2 separate regions of the Homo sapiens genome follow, and region 2 is linked to region 1. A link is a loop called in an ENCODE intact Hi-C map of the cell type or tissue named here. Cell type or tissue: IMR-90. All regions are shown on one strand. Each heading gives the region's core, and the rest is flanking DNA. Links, peaks and the distances in the headings are about the cores only. Region 1 holds the start of DOK6 (docking protein 6). Region 2 overlaps CCDC102B (coiled-coil domain containing 102B).

The links. Peaks named below come from ENCODE experiments on the same cell type or tissue, not always from the same donor. Only the 100,000 strongest peaks of a DNase experiment are listed, where the experiment ranks them.
Region 2: a loop joins it to region 1, with 4 times the contacts of the local background. A loop is called at or near these places in 5 of 110 quality-filtered maps.

The regions. Positions count from the first base shown.
Region 1 is chr18:69,397,514-69,402,905 of GRCh38, forward strand. It overlaps DOK6 (docking protein 6), which reads left to right and starts at 3,375. Exons shown (of 8, transcript NM_152721.6): 1 at 3,375-3,797. The coding sequence starts at 3,732. In IMR-90, for the core only: no CTCF peak of the experiment used is centred there; a DNase peak (open chromatin) is centred at 2,898; H3K4me3 peaks cover 1,951 bases; H3K27ac peaks cover 817 bases; H3K27me3 peaks cover 692 bases.
Region 2 is chr18:68,844,316-68,849,707 of GRCh38, forward strand. It overlaps CCDC102B (coiled-coil domain containing 102B), which reads left to right. Exons shown (of 8, transcript NM_024781.3): 4 at 1,998-2,106. Among named protein-coding and RNA genes, the nearest start is that of CCDC102B, 49 kb to the left of the region's middle. In IMR-90, for the core only: a CTCF peak has its summit at 3,140; a DNase peak (open chromatin) is centred at 3,166.

The DNA of each region.
Region 1 (5,392 bases), core at 262-5,261:
TTTTTTTTTTTGTAAGAAAGACAAAAATAGGTACCCATATATGTCTTTCCTTATATTGTCAAAAAAAAAAAAAAAAAGCAGTGAAAGGGCAAACCAAAAACTAATAAAAATTGTTTCTTACAAAGAGAGGAAGGGAAAGAAATGAGAGCTATATCTCTCAACGTGCCTTATTTGATATGTCTGACTTTGGAAACTTGTAAATATTTCGCATAGTGAGTATCTCAAAGGAAAAGAAGCGATCCTTAAATATGGAATATGTCAACATTAATTTGAATTGAAAATATCCTTTGAAAGTGAGCATTTTTTCTTTTAATATATATTTCTGAAATTAAAAAAAAAGATTCCTTGCTTTATAACTGAAAAGCATAAAACTAGTAGCAAAAAAACACCACTAGCAACCAAATTATGGGAAATGAATTTCATTTCTCATTAAAACAAATGAAGGTTCCAAATGAAATAATGAATTCCAGGTCTGCAGTTGGAAATGTATTAGATAAGCATGGGATACCTTGTTATTGATCACAGCCAGGCCAGTAAAGTTCATGGTTACCTGTTCAAAATGCAAAAATGTCTATGGAAGCAGCTCCTTCTCACCTAAGATGGGGTAGTTCAGACACCAAAAAGAATAATGACTGTGACGCCCTGAAATACATCAAATATACAAAACTGCATTTTTGAAAATGATATTCCAAAGGGAGCAGGGATTCATTTTTAGTTTGCTAGAACCCATTCAAGATTTCTAAAACATGGATAATAATGGTTAAGAATCAAGCCTGCCTTTCTTATAGGGTGTCTATTTCAGGGGAATTCTCTAATTTGTGAGGGAAAGAACTTTTGTTTATGTGTTTGTTTTTTAGAAGAGGGTATATACTCATAAACTCAAGAATAAAGATAAATTAGAAAATCACAACTTTGCAATCCCTAATGAAATAATGTATCTAAGCAATGATCATCAGTGGCTGCAAAAACCACTAGTTGGAAGGTTGGTGGAGAATTTTATAATTCTACAATTTCATATAATTTATATTTTATAATTTTATAATGTATGGATGAGTGTTGACAACACTTTAATCTTCTAATCAATTGGACAGCTAGATATTTTGTTCCTTTGGTATGATTCAGTAGAATATACACAGCATCTTTTATTAATTATTTTGAAAAAAAGGAGAATGCAGGTAAGTTTCTAAGTCACATTAGTAGGAAACATGGGACTTGGGTGAACATATTTAATTGATGCTATGCAACCAAATCCAGAACTGGGAAAATTTACATGACAGATAACCTACTGCTTTCAAGAAGCAAATAAAGATCATAAAAAGAGGGACACACATACATAAAAATTGCTGTATCACAAATTTAAAAATAAAAGATAAATGAGAATATTGAAGTCATGCTAGGGTGTTACAAAGACGTTGATAAACATGAATGTAGGCACAGTGATCACATACATAATCATTAAAAGCTACGATTATTGATCACACCTGTTACTTATGTAAGCACTAAGATTGTTGCTGAGACAAAACTAATCCCTGACTTCAAAGAACTGATAATTGACTTGTGAAACAGATGATTATATAAATAGGAGAAGGAGTCAGTGGTCATAGAAATCACTGTAGACCTCAAATCAATCTTGAAACGTGTGGCTCTGCAACTGAATGTCTGTGAGCCTCAATTTCCTCTAGTAACTGGCAACCACATTTAACATATGTGGTTGCAAAGAGGGCTGAATGAAATCACTTATTTAAAGCATTTACAAACCTAAAGCAGTCTTTACATTTCTAAAAAAAATGGCCATGCAGCGTATGAAATAGTAAGAAGTGGGTGGAATAGACAAGCTGTGCCAGGTATTTAGAGGAAAGAATTACAAGGAGTTATCAGAGAGTTTATGCAAATTTTCTGAGAAGGTCAGAGCTTGAGCCCATTCCAGGGAGTTTATGCAAATTTTCTGGGAAGGTCAGAGTTTGGGCCCATTCCAGAGTGACAGCGGAAAGGATTTTACCATGTTATCCTTAGTATCTGATCTGCCCCAGCATCTGGTACTTTGCACGGTGGAAGGTTTTTTTATTTAAAAAAAAAAAAAGGCTAGCCCACATTAATGAATGAATAGGAATAGTGTGCTGTTAAAGCAAGTAAGAATTTCCATTGGTTTACACGGGCTCTAGATGGAGATTTCTGCAAAGGATGAGACAAAAATCTCCCTTGGATGCTCATCTGGTTGGACTGAGCTACCTTGTCCTTCAAGTTTTTACATTCCCCCCACAACCTCATTCAAGTAAGTTTCCTTTCTTTCTATTATTGTGTTTCAAATGGGGTAGGAAATTTTAAATGAGAACCTGGAAAAATACTGCTCACCGTAATAAACAAACATCATCTTTTGAACTTTTACTAAATATAACTCTTGCAGGAGTCACCTTAAAAATTGTCAATCTTTATACATTTTACTAATTAGAAACATCCTTAGAAGTAAGTACTAAATGTTCTAGCCTATAGTAAAAATCCATATGTTGCCTCCGGCCAAAACTCAACATCGCTCTTTTTCCTCGAATCTTTCACAAAAACATAATCCTAAAAATTAAAACATCTTTACAATAATGAAAAACCTACTTTTAAAATGCCATGTGTTTCTACATTAAGGGGAGAAAGTTTTTCATTTTTTGTTTGTACAAGTTGAGCATTTCAGGAAGTCATTGGTATCCATTGATAACAACCACGTTCTCCATTTTCCCAGAAGAGCCAGGAGCCACTTTCAGTCCTAGTTAACGAAAACGCATGCATAAATCAACCACTCGGGTCGGTCGGTCTTCTCCACTCCTTCAGCAGAGGACGTCGGCGCCCGGCTGCCTCGCCCGCCTGCCTGTCTCTAGGCTGCGGGAGGATTAGACACATGCGCACGATTGGTCTCTTTGTGTGCACCAGGAAGGGTCTGGCGTCGATTTACACTTCCTAACGGGGCAGAGACCTGGAACGGCCGCGAGTGCTTGGGAATAAAAATGTACTGTAAACAAGGCCAATGAAATAAGTGTCTCGCTCCCGCTGGCCTTCCGCGTTGGAAGTGTCCCCACTGCCCTTTCCCCGCTGCACAGCTTGCGAGTGGAGATTTAGAGCCCGGGAATGAGGCGCCGTGTCCTTAGGAATCTCGCGCCCGGGGAGCGCTGAGGGACCGGGGAGCCGGGTGGGGAGCGGGCCTCGGGGCGCCCGGCGGCGGAGGCGCTCCCACCCGCGCGGAGAGGGATGGAGCGCGTCTTGCGAGCGTCTCCGAGCCCAGCCACCCCACGGGCCAGGGGGAGGGAGCGGGGCCGGCGCATCAGCCCGCCCCCCCCGGCCCGCCCCCTCCCCCCGCGCCGGGGAGCCGCGGTGGTGCGCTCCGGCCAGCTGTGCGCCGCCGAGCGAGGCGCCAGCCCGTGGGTGCTGCCGGGGGCGGCGGCGCGGTGGGGGCTCCCGCAGCTGGCGGAGGCGCGGGCCGCGGCGCTGGGCTCGCGGCGGGGAGCGAAGGTGAGCGCCAGAACGCGGAGGGCTGGCGCGGCTCGCGGCGCCGGGCCCCGTTCCCCGTCCGCGGCGGCCCTGCAGGCGACCCCGCGTCCCCACCGGCGGGAGCTCGGGGAAGAGCGGGCGGCGGCGCTGCTGCTGGCGGCGGCCGGCTGGATGCGAGACCCGCGCAGACCCGGCGGCGGACGGCGGCTCTCGACTCCGGAGAGCGGATCGCGGGGCGCAGGAGCCCGATCGCGCTGGCCATGGCCTCCAACTTTAACGACATAGTCAAGCAGGGCTACGTGAAAATCCGCAGCAGGAAGCTTGGGGTGAGTGGCTCGCTCGGCTTGCTCCTTCCCCGGCGCTCGTTCGGCCCGGCTGGCTGCCTGGGGGGGGGGCAGGGAGAGGTGACCCGTGCGGGTACAGGGCAGAGAGGGACCCGGCCCTTAGGCGGATGGCCCGCTTGTTGCTTGGCCAGGTGGGGGCCCACACCTGCCGGGGGGCTCCGCAGACGGACCTGGGGACTCCAGGAGCGCCTGAGTCCCCATCCTCGAGTGCACCGGGCTGTCTTCGACCGTGCGGGGAAGTCAGTAGACGAAAGGGGTTGTCAGTTCCAACGAGGAACGTGCCTTGGAGGAGGTTTCTTTGCGGTGCTATCCACGATGGTCTGTTCTCAAAAGTGTGCGCCTTTCGGGTGGAACTGCTGTGTGTGGCGACGCTCGCGTGTGTTTAGAATCACCATTTTCTGGTCTCCGCTTCCCAAGCTCAATTCGAAATTCCCGTCTGATGCCCTCCCAGCGCCGCGCGTCCCTGCCGGCTGTAGTTTAGGGCGCCTTCGCCGTGGCCGAGGGCGGCTCCCGCGCCCCGCAAGTGCTCCCCTACCCGGGGACCCGCGCCCGCGTGCAGGCAGGTGTGTGCCCCGCGCCCGCCCGCGGTCACTGCTCCGTGACGGCAAAGTTGATGGAGACCTTTCCCTATTCTTGAGAGATGCGCTGCCTGGCTTGGGAGGGAAACCGTGTAGAACCCAAGGGTTCAAAACTATTCTAGTGACCAGACGAGGCGGTAGGAGGGACTCACGGGAGGCAGCGGGACAGGAGGGGCTGTCACCTGGGCGGGAGCAGCCTAGACTTGGGACGCGAGAGAGAGGATGGAGGGATGGGCAGGAGGTCCCTGGGGAGCGCGCGATGTAGGGTGGCCTGGGAGGCTGACCCCGGCTGGCTGGTCCAGAAAAGCGAGGGGAAACTCGTCTGGGAAAGAAAGGGCCCCTGTTCCAGACTCTGGTTGTGTCTACCTCACTGTTCTCCAACTTCCAGTTCTACCAAGCTCCTGCCTCCCGGGGCAAAGGGTCCTTGAGCTAGAACCTTTCCTGTGTTCCCTGATGACTGGATGAATCCTCCAACTTGGAGAAGGGGAAAAAGAGGGGAGGACTTTGCTAATTTTTGTGTAAAAAAGAAAGCAAAAGAAGGGTAGTGTTAGAGAGTGGAAGAAAGATAAGGTAGAATCCCCGAAAGAGGGCAGATCACCAAGCACCAGGAGTCGCTTTGTCGGGAGTTGGCGGCGCCAGGTGTTGGGGACAGGAGGACGGGAAAGGCAGACTTGACTCTTGGTGCTGCCTCTGCTGGGTTTCGCATTAAAGGTGCAGACTGTACCCCAAGGACAACAGGGGCCCATTCTGGAACTTCAGCAGCTCTGTAGTAGGCTGGGAGGCTGCAAGAGCGAGTGCGGAGCTGGGTGACAGCAACGCCCCCCTTCCTCCAGCCTGGAGCCAACGTGCGCTGCCGTGAGCCCCACCAAGGCGAGAGAGAGCAGGCGCCAGAGTCAGATCCTCGGCCAGGTTTCAAGGGCTTTTCTTGGGTAGAAGAAAGCGCCTCATTCTTTTCCAGGCATATAAGGACGAACCCACGGGAAAAGCTGCGGTTCTCCA
Region 2 (5,392 bases), core at 161-5,160, 550 kb before region 1:
AAATTAATTTTAAGGAGGAACATAAATATATGCTTCATTACACAAATGCAGTTAATTAAAATCTTTTATAAAAATATTTTATTAATTTAACATATGCCATTTGCTTTTTCAGTTTTTCAGTTACTGACAAGACATTCCCACATCCTACACAAGAAAATCTAAAAAATTAAAATTATAAATATGGTGATTCTTATCTTAAACATTCCAATGAAGTTACAAACTTAGTACAATTTTATTATAATTTTCAATGTAAATTCACAGGTCTAAGTCAATACTCAATATCTTTTAAATATTCTATTTTATCACCCAAAACTTAAAATGCACTCAAATGTTAGATATGCAATATATTTCACCATATGATGATTTGTACATATACTTTCTAAATCTAACACAAAATACTAATACTTACTGATTTATTATTTCTCTATTTAATTATTTTCCTCTCATCATCTCAAACGCAAGTAGTAAAACAAAAATTATATCATTATAAGCAACTTGGGTGTCCTCAGCTGGCTAGGTTTACTTTTCTATCTGAAATTGTGACCGCTGTGGTTAATCTGGATTATAAACATTCATATTCAGTGTTCAGAAGACCTAAACTTTCAAGTTGAGTCTCTTTGTTTGTTAATTTTGTTTAATATATTTGCTATGTTAATAAGGGATTCCGGATCAGAGTCCTATAAGTGGTGCTTTGCACCATTTTTTTGCAACCTATGTCTTTTGAGGTTAAGCTAAGCTCTAACTAATTCTTTTATATCCTCTTTCAATTTTGTGGCTTGATTTATGTAAATATAATTATATAACTTTTTAATAGGCTGCTTCTCCATTTGATTGAATTAAACTAATATATTTACAGCCTAACACTACTTTGAATTATCATAGTATTGTTACCAGGAAGAATCATTTTTCTTATAAATATGTAAATGACATTCAATATTGATTCTGCATGCATTTTCTAGCTCTGTGAATATGTTTCTAAGATCTTTCTAGTGACATTTAATATCACTGAAATAGATCCGTATATTAGTTAATTATGAATACAGTAAGTATGTAACTAACAATCACAAAATCTCAGTGTCATATAACAATCAAAGTGTATTTACCTGGAGCTCAAACATATAAGTTGTTTTCAAATTTTTGTTTCTATCATCTCTGCTAATATCTCATTGTCAAATCCTAGAATTGAGGAATGAGGAAAACAACTCTGTCCGTGGAAATGGAGGAATATCAATGAGTATTTTTGAATAGTAATCAAATCTACCTTACAGATAAGAACAGGCCAGCTTCAAAGGTCAATATATGTTCATTACAACCAGAAATAAAACAATTATCAATGACTCAGACATTGTGGGCAAAACAAACAAACAAAAATCCAGTGGTTGGTGTATTAAAGGACTAAGTTTTTATCCTAGTTCTGTTGCTAGTTCTACAAATAGAGAAATTAATTTCAGTCCTTTAGAATAATTTAAATAAGGATCCCAGTGAAATTTCTTTATTACAATCAAATTTGAAATATTTAAAATTATTTTTAGATCCCCAGTAAATGACTATTTTTTAAGATTGTTAGGTGGCTTGTTGGAATTCTGGGTCATTTCAAATGATTTTTTTCATTCACATAATAGCCACAATATGAAGATGGATAGAATTCCATGTTAAAATTAGAAACATATATATCCTCCTATGTAAGAGAATATTATGAGTGAAAGGAATTGAGAGGCAAGCATGAAATACACAGAAGAAAGCAAGCAGAATGTCAATACTGGCAAAGCCAAATTAAATATATGTAATCTACTGTAAAGTTAATTGTCAGAATAATAAACTAAAATACTTTTATTCAATATTTATAATTTTTAATGAGTTGCAAAATGTTTTCTCTCATTAAGATGATCAGTTACAAATATCAAAAATTAGGAAAATGCCTATAAAATTGAATGCATCCTTGAAAGTATTTTAAAATTGAAGCCGACTTTTTTTCTTTTAATTCTTAAATTATTTAGAATGCGCACAGCTTTGGAAAAAGAAATAGAGAGACTGGAGTCGGCTTTGTCTCTGTGGAAGTGGAAGTATGAAGAACTGAAAGAATCAAAGCCAAAAAATGTGAAAGAGGTATGGGGGAATATGATGTAAAGGAAGAAATGAAGCCTAGCTTTTTCTTTCTTTGGATATGTAAGCATGTGGGCAGAAAGGCACAACAGATAAGAGGAAGGGAGGTTAAAAATTGGAATTTCCTCTATAAGAGTAATACTTGAAATCACTTGTCAATAGTGGGCTTGGTCAAATTCAGACTCTATGACATCTTGTTTTTATTTACACATTTGTGTCAGTTTTATATTGGTCATTATTTATTTTCAAAAATCTTATTCTATATATTTAAGATATAAAAATGATGTTTTGATATCCATATTGATAGTTAAATGGTTAATGATGAGCTACATGACACAATTAATACCCATTCTAGGCACATTAGAGGGGATGGTTAAAGATATCCTCTGATAGCACACCATCTATCATAAATGACTTTATCTTATTCTTTCATGAAGCAGCCTGATAATATCAATTTATCTCAGGCATATTGAGGTTCTTTTCATATCGACATTGTAGTTATTTGGGATCAGCCACTTGCCAGGGTACTTTTCTTTTGCATTTTCATCAATAAAATGCCATCATGAACGTTTCCCATTTCGATGATTTATTACCATTTATTATTTGAGTAATATTTTACATGTTATGTGTATTAAAGCATGGTATTACATAAGTGTGTGGGAAAGAATAATGAGTAAAGAAAAGAAAAATAATGGGCAAAATAATGACTATTTTTACATGAGTTAACATTTAGTGGGTGTGTGTGCAATATAAGTATAAGGTATGCACATGTATACGTCTGTGCACAAACATATACATGGATATACGGATCCATAGTATTTCTATGCACAGGAACCTCTCTGGGTATGGCGTTCACAATACATTGATGTATAGTGGAAAAATAGTTCATGACACAAAAACACATTATGTTTAGAATGTGTGTTTATGTGCTCTATAATATAATGGGTTCGAATTTTGACTGAAAAAGCTAATATTTAAGATGCAATTAGTGTAAAATTTAAGTAAAAAAAAGAATGCATTTACTACCTCTTGCCACTAGTGTGCAGCACAGACTTGTTAATCTTCCTCTTAGTTTCATAAACCTTTATTTGAGTAACATTTATGTAGCAAATATACTGAAAAAGTCAAGTTTTTGAGTTGGTTTAAAAAGCAATATGTGTATCTGAAAAGGTTTAATGTTTTATATTCAAATATGACTTTTGGTAGCAAAGTAAGTGAGAGAAAAAATAAAAGTATGACATTATACAGTGTAAGGTGGATCTGATGACCATTCAGAAATATGTATTAATACATATATGATGCTTTTGGTAGATAAAATGCTGATAGGGTTTCAGAACAGGAGAAACCTCAAAATTGTGAAAAATTTGTCTTTTGAGTGCATATTTCAGTTAAATGAACCACAAAGTTGAATAATGAAGGCAGTGAATGTAAAATTTTGTAGACATTGAAAATTTATAAATATAAAGATGAAACATTGTTTGAATTATTTATATGGAAATTTTTTAAAAATATGTCTTTTCATTCCTAACATACATTTCTGATGTTCTTATGTTTTTTTGAATAAATGTGTTATATACATATGTTTAAATTATTTTTATAAAATAAGGTGAAATTTTTAAAAATGTTTAAAAACTAAACAAACAATACTACTTAGAATGAGTTTAATTATTTATATATTCTTTGTTTAATCATTTCTTATAATGGGTTATAACAGACAAGAATTTTAGGCTATATTTAGAAATAGTATTGTAGCACAAGTATAAGAGTAAAATATTCAAAGTCTCCGTACAGTTGATTGACAATCAGAAGGTGTGTCATGATTCATTCTTTAAAATTTCATGTAAATTATTCTTTCTTACTCCCTTTTTCCTCAACAATTCTGATAATGACCTTTGCATTTATCGTAGCTCATCATCTCTATGAATGTTTGAATACAAGTGTAATTTCTGTTGTAGATGCCTAAAATGTTAAAAGCAAATACATGCCTGTCTAAGAACTGCTGATGGAAAGATTAGCAATTGTTAAAGTTGGAAACAGATGTGCTTAATAGACCTAGAATTGTAAAAATGCATTTGAAAGTCTGGTGTGCTTTTAGAGGGAAATCATTCTTCAATTACTGACACATATAGAGAAGAGAAAAGATAAGAATTTAATTGTAAAATCTAAGTGTTTAAAATACAACCAAGACAATGCATAGTAGAGGTAATTATATCCAAAGTGCTGTTTCCATGCTGAATTTAATACTTACTCAGCTTTTCCTTTGCAAGTCTGTCTATATTGATTCAGAATTAAATTATGAATTCTGAGTGTGTGGAAAGGATCATTTATGAAATTTCATGGTCTAGAGGATCAAACATTCATGTAGGTAACATTGATTACTCATAATTCTGGCACCTCATTTTAACAGTCAGTGACTCTGATTCTTTCCATAATGGAAGAGATTCTTTGCCACATGTGAGAATACTTGCTAACATTTAAAAATTAGTCTCAAGGTAAAAAATTTTTAAAAAGTAACTTTTAATTTTCTTTGAACATTGTGAGCATTTGCTTGGAATGTTCTAATATATTTTCTTAATAAGTCATCTTTTTGTGATCATAACAATGTGCCTAGTAGCTTATAATTTATAATATTATTTCATAAATATTTATAAATACTTTCAGAGACACAGGCATTGTTGGGCCCCTTTATGGCTTACATTGAAGCCTTATTTTAAACACCTCAAAATACCTTTCTGATTTGGGAGAAAATAGAAAATTAGAATTACTAGTGGTATGTAGCTAAAATTCTGTACTCACACCTTATCTTTTTAAAACATATGGCATATAGGAGCTATTCTGCGTACATCAAGGCAAGGTCCTTGAAGATAGTTATTAGAAATAGGTGTATGGTGGAATATTAGCGCAGTTCTGAGCTTACTGCTAATTTTGAAACATTGCCTCTTATTGCTATTCCTGTGGCTTAAAAAATTATTCCATAGAAGTGACTATAAATATTAATGTATCTTATCGACTCTGCCTCCAAACTGGATCTCACATCATTCTTTCCATCCTTGCTACTTCCCCGGACAGGGCCACTATCATCTCCTTGCCTTTTCCTTCCAGGTCTATTTACCACCACTGTTGACCTATTAAATTCATTGTACACCACCAAGCAGCATGATATTTCTAAGACATTACATCGGATCGTATTAGCCCATTGTTTGAAACACTTCAGTGAATTATCTGTTACTCAGTGGATAGCTGCCTTCCAAGTAATTCAGCAGTCCAAGGAAGTCCACATTCACCTGCC